5 separate regions of the Homo sapiens genome follow, and all the other regions are linked to region 4. The links are chromatin contacts, found by Hi-C or POLR2A ChIA-PET in ENCODE. All regions are on one chromosome and are shown on one strand. The core of a region is the stretch at or near the end of the contact, and the rest is flanking DNA. Distances in the headings are between cores, read along the strand shown.

Region 1 (2,763 bases), core at 168-2,667, 1.3 Mb before region 4:
ATAGCTCACCAACCTACCCCATAGGTTTGCTCTATCTACTCGGAGCAGAGATGTCTCTCACAAAAAAACACTGGGAAGTTTCATAATTTTCAAATTATGGTGTCCCAGGTCACTCCCTCCCTTATAAGCATGGCTGCCTATGCAGTTAAAAGGAATATGAAATCCAACAGGAAGAGTTCAAATCTCATCAAAGCTTTTTATTTTTACCAACCCCAATCCCAAGACTCTCTGGTGTCTAGTGCCACAGTGGTCTCCAAGACACACTTCCCTCACCTTTTTCTTCAAGTTCTTTTCCAATCCGACTGACAAGCTTCGACTCAATTCTTGGGCGAAGCCGTCTAACCCTTCATGAGGCGGGGAGGTGGAGGGTAAATACAGCTGGGCTCGGGCCGTGGCCTCCGCCTGCCGGCTGAGGCGCAAAGAAGCATAGAGCTGGGAGGTCACTTCAGACGACACTTGGTTGAGCCCAGGGGGTTCTGATGAATCACTCAGGAGATCCTCCGCCCCGAGGGGTGAACTGGGGCTGTCAGCTGATGTTGCCATGAATACAGGGAAGAGACAACCGGAGACAGCAAAGAGCTGGGAGGTTCTGCTTTAGCAAAGTCCAGGAGGAAAAGTTCACGGAGAAAGACTTGGGAGAAGGGAGGAAGACTCCACGCCAAGGATCCTTGGTGAATTAAGGATATCGAGGCTTTCTGGTTAGAGGAAAGGTTTCCACCAGTTCCAGGGGCCATGGGAGTGGGCAAAAGCATCCCTTTCCCCAGCTCCTGGGAACAGCGTTAAGAGGGTGCAGCGCAGAGCGGGTGCGGACAGAAGACCTACTGTGGGACAACAGCGCTGCTGAAGCTCCTCTTCCCGACTACGAGTGCTGGAAGCTGCAGATCAACTCCGGCACAGGCTATCCCCGGTCAACTGAGCTCTTAAGTTCTCACACCCAAAACGTCCCAACGGAAACGGACCCAAATCCACTAGGAGCCCAATTTCTGTCCCCCTGCCCTACTAGTCCCTCAATTGGTTCCAGTCTCAAGAGAGGGCGGAACCTCACGCTCCCCCATCCCTTCACCCGTTCTACCCAGGGTCAGCTCCAGCTCCCTTGTACTTTCCCTTCGACCCCTCCTGGCAAGAAAGCCATAGCGAGCTTCCTTGTTCCCTAGAATCTCTCCCTCCCGACCACCCCAAAAGAAACCTTGTGAACCCTCAGTCACGCCCTAAGTCGTCCCTAAGAAGCACGCCGCCCTCAAGCCTAGCCCGAGATCCTCTGCCCCGACGACCACCTGGTTCCGCCTACTCTCCACCCTTCCAGTCCTCAGTCCCCAATTTGCCAAAGTGGGGGGCAAGCGATTGACCTCCTCCCCTGAGATCCCCCTCTCACGCCTCCCCCTACGCTCAAAACCGTTGGCAGCCTCCCGCCCACTGTCCACGGCTCCGCCTCTCTCGCCTCGATGACGTCACCCGCCCGCGAGACCACGCTCGCAGACACTCACATCACTTCTGTATCCCGAGCGCCTGGCCGCGCGTGCGCGGCTCCGGTGGCCACAGATTGGCTGAGGGAGGGAGGCGGAGTCTGACAAGCAGCACTGGAGCGGAGTTAATGCCCAGCCGCGGCCGAGCGAGAACCCCCCTAAGGGGCGGAGCTCCGTGGAAACCGGAAGTAACTCTTGACGGGCACTCGGAGCAGTTCCGGTGAGTCCGTGGGTGGGGTCCCCACCTGGTTGGAAGGCTGTGGGTCCGGGAACCCGAGCCCAAGGAGTGGGGGCGGCCCCGGAGCGAGGCTCACACTCCCTGCCCTGCAGATGACTGTCCACAACCTGTACCTGTTTGACCGGAATGGAGTGTGTCTGCACTACAGCGAATGGCACCGCAAGAAGCAAGCAGGGATTCCCAAGGAGGAGGTGACGAGAGGGCCCCGGTGCAGCCCGGGCGACCTCTCATCTCCAAACACCTATAGTCCCAACCCAGCCCCTCCTCTCCAAACCCCAGCTCGTTCCCACCCCCCACCCCATCTCCCGCATCAACCGAGAGCTAACTCTGCCCCTCTCCCTCCAGGAGTATAAGCTGATGTACGGGATGCTCTTCTCTATCCGCTCGTTTGTCAGCAAGATGTCCCCGCTAGACATGTACGCGGAGTCAGAGAAGATGTTGGGAGGAGGGCTAGCCTTGGGAATTTGGGGATGGGGGAAACTTTCTGAAGTGGAAGGAGCATTGGCCTCCAGAGGGGGGAAAGGGTACTTAAGAGAGGCTGAGTCCGGAGCGAGAGTGCTGGAGCTGGCAGGAGTGGGGGTGGGGAGGGTCTGAAAGTAGAGAAGTTGGTGGGGGCTAAATTGAGGGGTGACGATGGGCGATGTCTTTACTCAACCAGGCTTCTACAAAGGATATGTTTAGATAAAGAGGGAGTCGATGTTTGCGGGGATCAGAAGTGTCTCTTTGGGAGAGATTCTGCTCCCATTCTTTAACACCCTCCTCATCTCTGCAGGAAGGATGGCTTCCTGGCCTTCCAAACTAGCCGTTACAAACTCCATTACTACGAGACGCCCACTGGGATCAAAGTTGTCATGAATACTGACTTGGGCGTGGGACCCATCCGAGATGTGCTGCACCACATCTACAGTGCGGTCAGTGCCAGCCCCAGGGACCCATCCCCCAGAGCTCTTCAGAACCCCAAGACTCCCTCATCTCCCCTGCCCCAATCCTACTATATGTTTGCTCAACTCAAGAGTTTTCTCAGGGGCCCTTAGGTTCTTAACTCCCACCACCACTTTCTCC
Region 2 (2,700 bases), core at 160-2,659, 1.0 Mb before region 4:
AAGAAAGGGGAAACCTCTCTCTAAATAACTTCAGAATTCGGGGCAGAAAACGCTACATGTGGAAACTCGTCTTGAAAAACAGTCCCGTTTGTGAACAGGAAACACTTGGACTACACTTTTTCCATCTCCACGAAGGACTTAAATGTGCAGCATTGATGAAGAGGCAGTTAGCCCCAGTCCTTACCATTTCTGCATATTCCACCTGCTCCCCCTCATGGTACAGCTCTGGGGGCAGGTTATAAATTCGCAAGATGTTATCAGCACTATTGGTCAAGATGCAGGAACCGTCAGGAGCCCTAGAAACAGGGGAGAGTTAGAAAGCTGGCCAGACCTATGCTTTTCAAGTGTAGGGCTAGGGCTGAGCCTGCCTCTGGGGTAGGTAAGCCCCCCTGAATCCTTGAGGGAAGTAGAAGACACAAACTGCTAGATAAAATGTAAGCTCAGTCTAAAAGGGCTACGTGCCGCTTCTCCCAGCTCTGGGGCATCCCTCTCCTAGAAAACTGGACTGTTTTACAGTGAAAATCTCGGGGGTGGTCAGCTCCCTGCCCCGTTGTTATCCTTACCACTTACAGCCTTTCAAGAAGTTCTCAGGTTGGGTGCTGAACTCTGACCAGGAACCACTGAGAAATCGAGGCAGCTGGGAGAAGCTGTAGTTCCAAGCGCTGAAAGGAAGATGGGGGACAATAAACCTGGGTCGCCAAGCAAAGGGGGCAGAGGCCTGGAGAAGTGGGTCTCAGGACCAGAGGACAGATCGACCTCACACTTCATCTCCCCAGACTCCACACTCCACTGCCATCACCACTTACGTGTCTCCCTCGTCCTCTGCAGCGGGTTCCCCAGAGGTATCTTCCATGGCTTTTCCAGACCCCAACTCTGGCCCGTTCGCTTCTTCTTCAGAAAGGCTCCCGTTTGCTTCTTCTGCAGGAAGGCTTGTATTTTCAGAAAGTTCTTGCTCCTCGATTCGAGGACTCAACTCACTAGGGGAACCAAACTCTGTTTCCAGGGGAGTGGAGAGAGAAACTGGGTCCCCCTCCCGTAGCTCCTGGGACACAGCTGAGCCAGCCACAGGATCTGGGGACAACCGGGGCGGATCCCCCCTTTCGGGAGGCGGTGGCATCAGTTCAGAGTCCGCATTTTTATTCATCGGGGAAGCGTGGGGAGAAGGATGGGCTGGAGCTGGGTCCTGGTCTGAAGGACAGCAGTCCGGAGCTAACGGTTGAGTCTCCAAAGTCTTCATACTGCAGAGGAAGCACAGCGGAGATTAGCCTCAGCCAGGATGGCTTCGAAGTTCTCAGGGATCCGACGCAGAGCTAAAGAAACCCACCTGTGCTTCCCTCCTCTTCTGGGAGTAGGCAGAAGACTCCCGGGAGGAGAGGCGAACAGCGGACGCCAATTCTTTTGAAAGCACTGTGTTCCTTAGCACCGCGGGTCGCTACGGGCCTCTTGCTGTCGCGGGATTTCGGTCCACCTTCCGATTGGGCCGCCGCATCCCGGATCAGATTTCGCGGGCGACCCACGGAACCCGCGGAGCCGGGACGTGAAAGGTTAGAAGGTTTCCCGTTCCCATCAAGCCCTAGGGCTCCTCGTGGCTGCTGGGAGTTGTAGTCTGAACGCTTCTATCTTGGCGAGAAGCGCCTACGCTCCCCCTACCGAGTCCCGCGGTAATTCTTAAAGCACCTGCACCGCCCCCCCGCCGCCTGCAGAGGGCGCAGCAGGTCTTGCACCTCTTCTGCATCTCATTCTCCAGGCTTCAGACCTGTCTCCCTCATTCAAAAAATATTTATTATCGAGCTCTTACTTGCTACCCAGCACTGATATAGGCACTCAGGAATACAACAATGAATAAGATAGTAGAAAAATTCTATATCCTCATAAGGCTTACGTTTCCATGTACTGAAAGCAATGAACAAATAAATCTTATCAGAGTGATAAGGGTTGTGAAGGAGATTAAATAAGATGGTGTGATATAAAGTATCTGGGAGAAAACGTTAGGGTGTGATATTACGGAAAGCCTTCCTAAAAAATGACATTTTAACTGATGAGAAGAAAGGATCCAGCTGAGAGCAAACGCAAAAGCTTTCTTCCTTCCACCCTTCATATTTGACACAATGCAGGATTCCTCCAAAATGATTTCCACCAATTCTGCCCTCACAGCTCTGGCTTGCAGAATTTTCCACCCCAAAATGTTAGTATCTACGGCACCAGGTCGGCGAGAATCCTGACTCTGCACCCTCCTCCCCAACTCCATTTCCTTTGCTTCCTCCGGCAGGCGGATTACTTGCCCTTACTTGTCATGGCGACTGTCCAGCTTTGTGCCAGGAGCCTCGCAGGGGTTGATGGGATTGGGGTTTTCCCCTCCCATGTGCTCAAGACTGGCGCTAAAAGTTTTGAGCTTCTCAAAAGTCTAGAGCCACCGTCCAGGGAGCAGGTAGCTGCTGGGCTCCGGGGACACTTTGCGTTCGGGCTGGGAGCGTGCTTTCCACGACGGTGACACGCTTCCCTGGATTGGGTAAGCTCCTGACTGAACTTGATGAGTCCTCTCTGAGTCACGGGCTCTCGGCTCCGTGTATTTTCAGCTCGGGAAAATCGCTGGGGCTGGGGGTGGGGCAGTGGGGACTTAGCGAGTTTGGGGGTGAGTGGGATGGAAGCTTGGCTAGAGGGATCATCATAGGAGTTGCATTGTTGGGAGACCTGGGTGTA
Region 3 (2,790 bases), core at 224-2,723, 1.7 Mb after region 4:
TCTCGCCCCGCCCCCTCATCTCAGGCCGCTCCTCCCGGGATTTTTCCACCCTGGGGTAGGGGTGCGGTGGGCCAGGGGTCAGGAGATGGCGGGCGGGGAGCGCCGCCACGTGCCCGGGTGCGGCCCCGCCCGAGCCCGCCAGTGACTCAGCCGCGCGGCTGTCGAGGAACACGGACTCGAGGGGCGTCGGGGACTGTGGGATTCGGCGTGGACGCCAGGGATGCGCGCCGCGCTCGGGAGGAGAGAGAAAACCAACCCCCTTTCCGCCCGGGCCGCGCTCGGTGACCCCTTGCCCCTAGCCCAGGCTCCGGAAGCCGCCCAGCCCTCGGCGGCGGGTCGGAGGAGGCGGTTTCACCGCGGCCGCCGCACGGCCGTCCCGCCCGTCCCGCCCTCCCCAGGTGGCTGTGAGCGCACATCTGACTGCGAAGAAACCCAAAGGGCCCGAAGTGGGACTTTCCCCTTCTTGAAAAAGTTGCCACTCTTGCAACTTGAGTATTCTTCCGCCTCGAAAAATAGCCCCGCCTGTTAAGCCCCGCGGGTGTCCGCGCTCTGTGACCTCTGCAGACACAGGCCAAGGGGCACGGCCGGTGATCCAGACATTGCCTGCCTGGGGCGGGCGGGGCTGGGATGTGGGGTGAGGCCCTGGGCTAGAGCCGATCCAGAGAAGGGACAATCCTCTAGACTGAGAATGGGCCCTGGTGAACCCAACCTGCACGACCCGAGAAGACGCTGGGGACAGAAGTGGCCCCGGTGGGTGCCTTCAGCTATGAGAGCGACTAGAGGATTTGGCCAAACTCTTCTTTGCTTTCTTATTACTTGAATAAGTAAAATCAAGGGTGGTGAGGCGGCAGCGCGCACGGCTTCGCCCCCGCCCCTTCCGCCAGGCGGGAGACACGTCCCCAGCCCGCCTTCCTTTCCCGCAGGGTCCACACGGGTCGGGCCGGGCGCGCTCCCGTGCAGCCGGCTCCGGCCCCGACCGCCCCATGCACTCCCGGCCCCGGCGCAGGCGCAGGCGCGGGCACACGCGCCGCCGCCCGCCGGTCCTTCCCTTCGGCGGAGGTGGGGGAAGGAGGAGTCATCCCGTTTAACCCTGGGCTCCCCGAACTCTCCTTAATTTGCTAAATTTGCAGCTTGCTAATTCCTCCTGCTTTCTCCTTCCTTCCTTCTTCTGGCTCACTCCCTGCCCCGATACCAAAGTCTGGTTTATATTCAGTGCAAATTGGAGCAAACCCTACCCTTCACCTCTCTCCCGCCACCCCCCATCCTTCTGCATTGCTTTCCATCGAACTCTGCAAATTTTGCAATAGGGGGAGGGATTTTTAAAATTGCATTTGCAAAGTTCGGTGTCTGGGCTGGCGAGTGGGGGAGGGAGGGAATGGGGAGTAGGCCCCGCCCCTACCGTCCTTTGCAAATAAAAATCTAGCGGGGCGGGGGGGGGGAGGAGCAGGAAGTGGCGGTGCGAGGGCTGCTGCACAGCGAGCGGAGCCGCGGTCCGGACGGCAGCGCGTGCCCCGAGCTCTCCGCCTCCCCCCGCCCGCCAGCCGAGGCAGCTCGAGCCCAGTCCGCGGCCCCAGCAGCAGCGCCGAGAGCAGCCCCAGTAGCAGCGCCATGGCCGGGTGGAACGCCTACATCGACAACCTCATGGCGGACGGGACCTGTCAGGACGCGGCCATCGTGGGCTACAAGGACTCGCCCTCCGTCTGGGCCGCCGTCCCCGGGAAAACGTTCGTCAACATCACGGTACTGCGAGGCCTGCGCGGTCCGGGGCACTGCTCCGGTTTGGACCCTGAGGGAGGGACTTGGGTGGGGGCGGGCGCGGTCTAGGGCGCGCAGCGAGAGGCCCTGACTGGGTGCTTGCCCTGGAAGCGGCGCGAATGGCGGCTGCACGTGAGTGGGTCCCTCAGTTGCCCGTAGGTCCTATGCCCCAGGCGGCGGCGCCCATCCCGCCCGCTACCCCGCTTTCCGCGACGGGGCGTTACATCCGGGGCACAGGGCGGGGAGGGGCGCGGCGCCCGGTGCGGCGGCCCACTTCCGCCTCTCCCAGGGCGGGGCGGGGACGCGCCTCAGTTTTTACTGGGGATTGGGATTGAGAGGGGACCCGGGGATCCTTGGACCCCCAGCTCCCCGTCCGGCTGCCAGCCCGCGTCCCTCTACCATTGTTTCTCCTGGTGCGGAAGGGAGCCCCAGGCGCGTGGTCTTGGTCCCTTGCCCACCCTCTGTGGGCTTCTGGCCCCTCCTAACTCCGTTAGAGAGGGCGAGGCCACCACACGCCCCCCCAGCTCAGCACGTTGGATTCAACATTCCTGCGAGGCCAATCCCGGAAGTCCCCTCGCCCTCCCTTCCCGCCATCCGGCGGGGCCTGGAGCAGGGGAACTTTGTGAGAAGTTCTGAGACAGCATAAGCGAAAGTATATTGGTTTACTACCGCTGCTCCCACCACCATCTCCCTGTCCACACTGCCCGGAAGTGGGGAGGGGGAGCGGAAGTTCAAAAGGGGGGGGAAGGGGGTTTCCGGGCGGGAGGGGACCGGATGTGGGGGCTTGGGGTGAAAGGGGGAGGGGGGAAAGGTTCCCGGGGTACCTAGACCCGAGAGCTGGCCTGCCGGGTCTGGCCCCTGTCCACCTTCAAAAGTTTTCCAACTTTCCCGGAAAGCCCCCAGGGGTCTGCTTCCTCATCTCAGAGCAGAGATACCTGGAGCTAAACTCTAGGTTACTTGGAGACCCAGGCGTCCGGGCCCTAACAGCTCCTGCAGAACCTTTGACCAAATAAGGGCAAAGTTGCTTCTCTTGCC
Region 4 (2,815 bases), core at 212-2,711:
ACATTTAATTTTTTAGTAATCACTGTTCTTGCAAACACTTAAAAAACCTTGCGGACTATGGCTTAATCTACTAATTACCCTGTGCAAAGTTTCAAAGTGTGACTAAGATATAAAAGTAAAGCCAGCTAAGTTCTGGGCTTACACCAGACCAAATTCGTTGAATTACCCTTACTTAATTCAGGTGGGCATTTTAAATTTGTATTTAATAGCTTCTAATTGTTTAACTTGTCAGACATTACCTTGTAAGACAAACTGGGTAAGTAAGTCCCTGAGGCCCTTCCCGCCTAAGTATGCAATTTGTGCACGTCTGCGAGGTAGATTATACATTGCCACTTACTAAGGCTTTTCTCCTACTTGGCAGTAGATGAACACACATCCTTCACTAATGTGCTTCAGCCCCTCTCGTACGACTGGTTCAGCTTTAAAAAAAGTTGAGATAAAATAATCGCACGTCAACTCTACAATCAGGCACGTATAAACTGTGTTCTTTCCCCCTTCCCCCAGTCTTGGTAAGCACTCAGACTTTAACCTGCAGCTAACTGAAGAGGTCAACACAAGTCAGGTGTTCCCTTCTGGTCTTAGAGCCACGTTAAGGGTAAGGACCAAATCCCAGTCCCGATTTGCCCCTGCACCACCGCGCCCGTAACAATGGAAAGCACATGTATTTGCTGACCAACTCACGTATCCTGTAAGACACTAATGGTACTGGGGGAGTGAGAAGTTTTAAGGAACTAGATTCCAAGATCATCCGGGTAAGGTGGTAAAAGGAAGAGCGCTCTTGGCAGGGCGGGGTAGGATTTAATAGAAGGAGACTTGGGGACAGCTCAGATTGCTCCGCGGATGTCTGGAACCAAGACTCTGCCTCCGCTAAGCCCCCCTTCTGGCCGTAGGCTCGACCTTCCTGCCATTTCCATTGGACAGCAGCCCCCGAATCCCGGCCTCACCCTGCACGCAGTCGGGGCACCAGCTTTTCCCCCCGGCGTCCTTAGAACCCGTAAAGTAGGCGAAAATGGTCTTGCCATTGTGCTGTTCCACGGCCCGGTGGAACTCCTCGAAGCCGGACACGCTCACCTCCTCATAGCGGGCCATTGGCACGACGTGCAGCCGCTACTGGAGGAGTGCACGTCCGGTCGCCGCGGTTGGGTCCCGCGTAGGCGGGGCGAGGCTGTTTCCGGGTGGGCAAGAGAGGGCGGAGCCTGCGGAAGCCAGCGCCGCTAAAGACTACGGGAGCCTCTGACGACCACAATCCATCCGCATGGCTTTTTGCTCTAGTTCCTCAGATCTTTCTGCGCTAGCTGCACTCCCAAGCCCAGGCTTAGATCTACCCTAATCTAGTCCCAGCCCCGACCTCATGGACACTGGCTGCAAAACTTACCGCCTTGCAACACCTGGATCCTTAAATAGTTCAGGGCCTCAAAGGCTCCCAAGCCGCCCTGCGCCTGTTGCTATGGCGACTGGGCAGGCGGCCGGAAGCGCGGCCTTGTTGGGGGCCCCCGTTGCCCGCCTCCCAGTAGCCGCGCCTCACCCTAGGCCAGGTGGGCTCGGGCCGGGGCTGGGGGGGATTCTGGGAAGCCGCATAGAGTCATGGACTTGGGGGAGAGGAGATCTGACTCGGAAAGCCTTTGTTGCTTTGTCCCCCCAGTTACCTTTTCTGCCGTCTAGGCTTTACGGGGGCCTGGGACTGGGGGCGGGTTCCCGAGACTGGGCGGGGGTGGGATGGGTGAGGGGCTCGGAGGGAGAAAGGCTGCAAGGCCGGAGCGGAGTGTGTGAGTGCGTGTGTGGAGCAGCTTAGGGAGCGAGGTGCTAAGACATCCCCCAGGGCCGCGGTAGGGAGGAAGGGAACTGCCCTGGAGCTATGAGCCGGGAGACTCGCCGTGGGGCCTTGCCCAGGCTGCGCCGGGGAGAGCAGGCGGCTAAGATGCCGGGTCGCTGCGTGGGGCCCAGCAGGTCGGGGCGGGGGGTTCGGCGGCCGTGGGGGAAGAGACGGGGCGCAGGGACGTCCCGAGGCCGTGGAGCAAGGCGCCGGGCGAAGCCCTCGGAGTGGGAGACGCGCTGTGTGAGTGCAGAAAGGCCACAGGGCCGTCAGCGGCCATGGGGGACGAGACAAGCGGCGGAGACAGCCGACGCCGCCGGGGCGAATGAGGCTTTGGGAGCTCCTGGGACCCCAGGCTCCATCGAGGCTGCAAGGGACCCTGGGGCTGTGTGGGTGAACGGGGCTGTGGGGGAGCCCGAGGTGGTGGGGCTTGCCGGGGCTGTGTGGGTGACCGGGTCTGGGGAGGAGGAGACCGAAGATAGAAGTCCCCGGGGCTGCGAGAGAAAAGGTCGCCCGGGATCTCTGGGCCATGAGAGCATTCTGCACCTGTGGCTGAAGGTGCAGGCTATGAGGGCCGCCTCGGGATGTGGGGAAGGAAGTAGAGTCGAGCTCCATCCCGTGCCTGCAGGAGAGGGACCTGTCGAAAGGGGTGTTCCTGGCCGAGCTTCCTGGGTAGAGACAAGCCGCGGCGGTCTTACAGGGCCCTGGGTGAAGGAACAGGCAAGGGGGATCCCTCGGGCCCCCTCAGGGCCCACAGCTCTGGGCTTAGGGGCAGCTTACGAGAGAGCCTTAGGCTTCTGTGGACAGGGACAGGCTGGGAGGGTGCCTCCTGCGAGTGTGCCTGGGGCTTTGGCGTCAAGTTCTGAAATGGCCCCGCACCTGTGGAGGGGAGAAGCTGTGGGGGTTCCTGAGACTGGGGAGGAGATAGGCTATGGGTTTGTCTCAGGCCCTTGTGAAAAAGAACAGACTATGGGCGAGCCTGGGACCGTGGGGTGGACTGGG
Region 5 (2,754 bases), core at 23-2,522, 1.4 Mb after region 4:
TACACCAGAAAGTACTTTCACAACTAGATACAGTGGGACCTTGGAAAAGCCCAAGCACACTATTTCCAAACATCTATTCTAGGTGGTAAAACCTGGAACCATGTAGTCAATCTGTGAAGCACAGCTTAGTCCAATTTCCCAGAAGGTCACGAAGGGCTCTGACAACCAACTTTGATTATTTAGGATGGGGCCCTTTTTTCCTTCCAAGAATATAAATGACACATTTCTTCGACTTCACTTTTTTTTTTTTAGTTCCACAAGCAAATATCTTCAAGTAGTGCAAGTAGGCCTCAGCATTCTCAAACACTATTCTCATTATTCCTAATACCTCCATAATACTATTATTGTATATACACATTCGTGTTGCTATTTTTATAGATAAAATATAAAGGCATGAATTAACCTCTTGGTTAATTCGTGGGTGAGAATACTGAGGCTCAACGAGGCTAAGAAATGAGCCCAGAGCTTGCTGGTTAAGAATACAGGTCCTCTAGACTCCCAGGCCCCAACACTTAACCATTAAGCCACACTGCCATTCAGGGAATGCTACTAAATCCAGTTACTGTACACAACTACTTTCAGGTCACATAACTGGGTGCAAAGAGTTCTATAGCAAGGATTGGGGCGGCAGGGAGGGTACACTACCTAAGCTAAGATTTTTTTTCTTTAACGAATATAGCACATGTTCCCGATTTCCATCCTCCCCCACGGGCAGAACCCACGTGCCGGTCCCCCGCTACCCAGAACCGCTCCCTCCCCACACTACCCCACGCTACCCAGCAGCCTCCCCACGCCCTTCCCTCTGCCCTCCCGCAAGCGCTGCACCCGCGCCTCCCGCCCCCTCCCCAGCGACGGCAGCCGGGGCGCCCGCGCCGCCCTCGCGCGCCGCAGCCCGCGCGCCCCCGCCTCCGCCCGGCGGGGTCACCCCCGGGGCCTGCGCGCGCCCTTGCCGCCGCCTGCCCGCCCCGAAATCCTCCCGCGACGCCGACGCCGGGCAGGCCGCGCCCGCCGCGCCTGCCATGGTGGGCGCCTCACCGTCAGGCTGGGAAGCCGGGCCCGGCTGCGCCATGACCAGGCGGCCGGCCTCGGGGAGCGGGGATGGGCGGGGAAGCGGCGTCCTGGGCTCCCGCGGGCTCAGCTGGCGGAGGAGGCGTCAACCGAGCCGCCGCCGCCGCCGCCCAGAGAGAAACCGCTAAGGCTGGATCCGCCGGCGCCGCCACAGCCGCGGGCAGAGACGGACCCGACCGCCGACCTCCGCCTCCTCATCCTGACAGCGGGAAATAAGCAGTGCGCAGGCGCAGGGGGATGGGGCGGCACGTGACGTTGGCCCGAGGGGAGGGGCGGGGCCTCGGGAGCGCGGAGGGAGCGCGGAGGGAGCGCGGAGGGAGCGCGGAGGGAGCGCGGAGGGAGCGCGGAGGGAGCGCGGAGGGAGCGCGGAGGGAGCGCGGAGGGAGCGCGGCGGGAGGGGAGGGTTTCGGCGGAGCTGGGCGCCTGACCCAGCGGCGCGGGGAGGCTGAGTGCCGAGCGGAGCTGGAGAAGAGGGGCTGCAGCAGAGGCCTGGCCTCTCGAAGGTGCCGGTCCCGGTTCTCCACCCCAGCACAGTGAGGGGAAAAAAAAAAATGAGTAAGAGAGGAGGACCGATGGCGGGGTGCAGTTCCAGCCTCTACCTCTTCTAGCTTTGCGACCTTGGGAGAGTCACTTCACCTCTTGGAATTTTTATCAATATAATGGCTAAGAAAAGTTTAAACGAGGTAATAAAGTATGAAGAACTGTTTCCGACAGTACTGGGCCTGGACCCCAGGTCTTCTGGTGCAGAGGCCAGTATACTATCCATTCAGCAAATACGTTTGGGTTTTCAGTCGTGATAGATGCTGGAGATACAGCCAGGTACAGACCCTGCACTCATGGCAGGAAAGGAGAAATCATATACACAAAGTGTGGCCCTTATACTTGGGCCCCTGGGCCCTATACTTTAGGAACTCCCCTCTAATCACCACTCCCCGTCTGATTTCGACACCTGGAGTGCCCCATGCCAAGGAGGTAGTTTAAAAAGCTTTTTTTTTTTTTTTGGAGATAGAGTCTCACTCTGACACCCAGGCTGGAGTGCCATGGTGCGATCTCGGCTCACTGCAACCTCTGCCTCCCGGGTTCAAGCAATTCTCCTGCCTCAGCCTCCCGACTAGCTGGGACAACAGGCGCACGCCACCACACCCGGCTAATTTTTGTATTTTTAGTAGAGACGGGGTTTCACTATGTTGGTCAGGCTGGTCTCAAACCCTTGACCTCGTGATCCGCCTGCCTCAGCCTCCCAAAGTGCTGGGATTACAGGCGTGAGCCACCGCGCCCGGCCTAAAAAGCTATTTTGAAATCAGAGAGGAGCATCAGGAATTATGTACATTTTAAGACCCAGCAATCCCACCCCAGGATGAGGGAGTCCACAGGGTTTGGCACTTCAGGACCAAGTTCTGAATACTTGTGGCCCCAGAATTCCCTTTCCAGATGGCTGAAGCTGTGGTCTCTTTCCCAGATCCATTCTCTCTATGGCAGAGTCTAGACATCCCTAAAAGAAGCTAAAGTGAAAGCATAAAGAATGAGTTCATGTCCTTTGCAGGGACATGCATGAAGCTGGAAACCATCATTCTCAGCAAACTAACACAGGAAAAGAAAACCAAACACCTCATGTTCTCACTCATAAGTGGGAATTGAATAATGAGAACACATGGACACAGGGAGGGGAACATCACACACCGGGGC

Evidence for each region. Hi-C counts contacts between places; a loop is a spot of excess contacts on that map. ChIA-PET counts read pairs that join two places held with the same protein, here RNA polymerase II (POLR2A). Pooled maps may share reads with other maps.
Region 1: a loop to region 4 is called in a pooled map, with 6 times the contacts of the local background. The contact joins the promoter of CNTROB here to the promoter of KIAA0753 in region 4. A Hi-C loop is called at or near these places in 7 of 50 pooled maps. POLR2A ChIA-PET finds 5 or more read pairs at or near these places in 2 of 52 experiments (T-cell and activated naive CD4-positive, alpha-beta T cell).
Region 2: a loop to region 4 is called in a pooled map, with 9 times the contacts of the local background. The contact joins the promoter of WRAP53 here to the promoter of KIAA0753 in region 4. A Hi-C loop is called at or near these places in 3 of 168 maps with a recorded cell type or tissue (B cell, CD8-positive, alpha-beta T cell and naive thymus-derived CD4-positive, alpha-beta T cell) and 10 of 50 pooled maps. POLR2A ChIA-PET finds 5 or more read pairs at or near these places in 1 of 52 experiments (naive thymus-derived CD4-positive, alpha-beta T cell).
Region 3: a map with no recorded cell type shows a loop between it and region 4 (12-fold over the local background). The contact joins the promoter of PFN1 here to the promoter of KIAA0753 in region 4. A Hi-C loop is called at or near these places in 1 of 168 maps with a recorded cell type or tissue (naive thymus-derived CD4-positive, alpha-beta T cell), 4 of 37 single-sample maps with no recorded cell type and 9 of 50 pooled maps.
Region 5: a map of ascending aorta shows a loop between it and region 4 (7-fold over the local background). The contact joins the promoter of RABEP1 here to the promoter of KIAA0753 in region 4. A Hi-C loop is called at or near these places in 2 of 168 maps with a recorded cell type or tissue (K562 and ascending aorta) and 6 of 50 pooled maps. POLR2A ChIA-PET finds 5 or more read pairs at or near these places in 1 of 52 experiments (activated T-cell).

The regions. Positions count from the first base shown.
Region 1 is chr17:7,930,860-7,933,622 of GRCh38, reverse strand. CNTROB (centrobin, centriole duplication and spindle assembly protein) reads right to left here and starts at 1,417. Exons shown (of 19, transcript NM_053051.5): 1 at 274-1,417. The coding sequence starts at 543. TRAPPC1 (trafficking protein particle complex subunit 1) reads left to right here and starts at 1,677. Exons shown (of 4, transcript NM_021210.5): 1 at 1,677-1,892; 2 at 2,047-2,117; 3 at 2,474-2,612. The coding sequence starts at 1,794. RefSeq lists a silencer at 369-546 and enhancers at 474-603, 734-1,023, 1,054-1,113, 1,334-1,383, 1,724-1,963.
Region 2 is chr17:7,687,186-7,689,885 of GRCh38, reverse strand. It overlaps WRAP53 (WD repeat containing antisense to TP53), which reads right to left and starts at 1,409. Exons shown (of 11, transcript NM_001143992.2): 1 at 1,325-1,409; 2 at 807-1,238; 3 at 564-662; 4 at 185-296. The coding sequence starts at 1,237. TP53 (tumor protein p53) reads left to right here and starts at 2,396. Exons shown (of 11, transcript NM_000546.6): 1 at 2,396-2,509. RefSeq lists enhancers at 1,458-1,507, 2,306-2,700.
Region 3 is chr17:4,947,213-4,950,002 of GRCh38, reverse strand. It overlaps PFN1 (profilin 1), which reads left to right and starts at 1,473. Exons shown (of 3, transcript NM_005022.4): 1 at 1,473-1,740. The coding sequence starts at 1,609. It also overlaps a transcript of ENO3 not described here. RefSeq lists silencers at 14-423, 884-1,133, 1,264-1,603, 1,874-1,943, 1,974-2,203 and an enhancer at 514-683.
Region 4 is chr17:6,639,357-6,642,171 of GRCh38, reverse strand. It overlaps KIAA0753, which reads left to right and starts at 1,461. Exons shown (of 19, transcript NM_014804.3): 1 at 1,461-1,535. It overlaps TXNDC17 (thioredoxin domain containing 17), which reads right to left and starts at 1,112. Exons shown (of 4, transcript NM_032731.4): 1 at 945-1,112; 2 at 338-419. The coding sequence starts at 1,089. It overlaps LOC122526780, which reads left to right and starts at 1,856. Exons shown (of 1, transcript NM_001396008.1): 1 at 1,856-2,815. The coding sequence starts at 1,856. RefSeq lists enhancers at 393-452, 653-922, 1,053-1,934.
Region 5 is chr17:5,280,802-5,283,555 of GRCh38, reverse strand. It overlaps RABEP1 (rabaptin, RAB GTPase binding effector protein 1), which reads right to left and starts at 1,272. Exons shown (of 18, transcript NM_004703.6): 1 at 1,036-1,272. The coding sequence starts at 1,069. RefSeq lists a silencer at 833-1,552.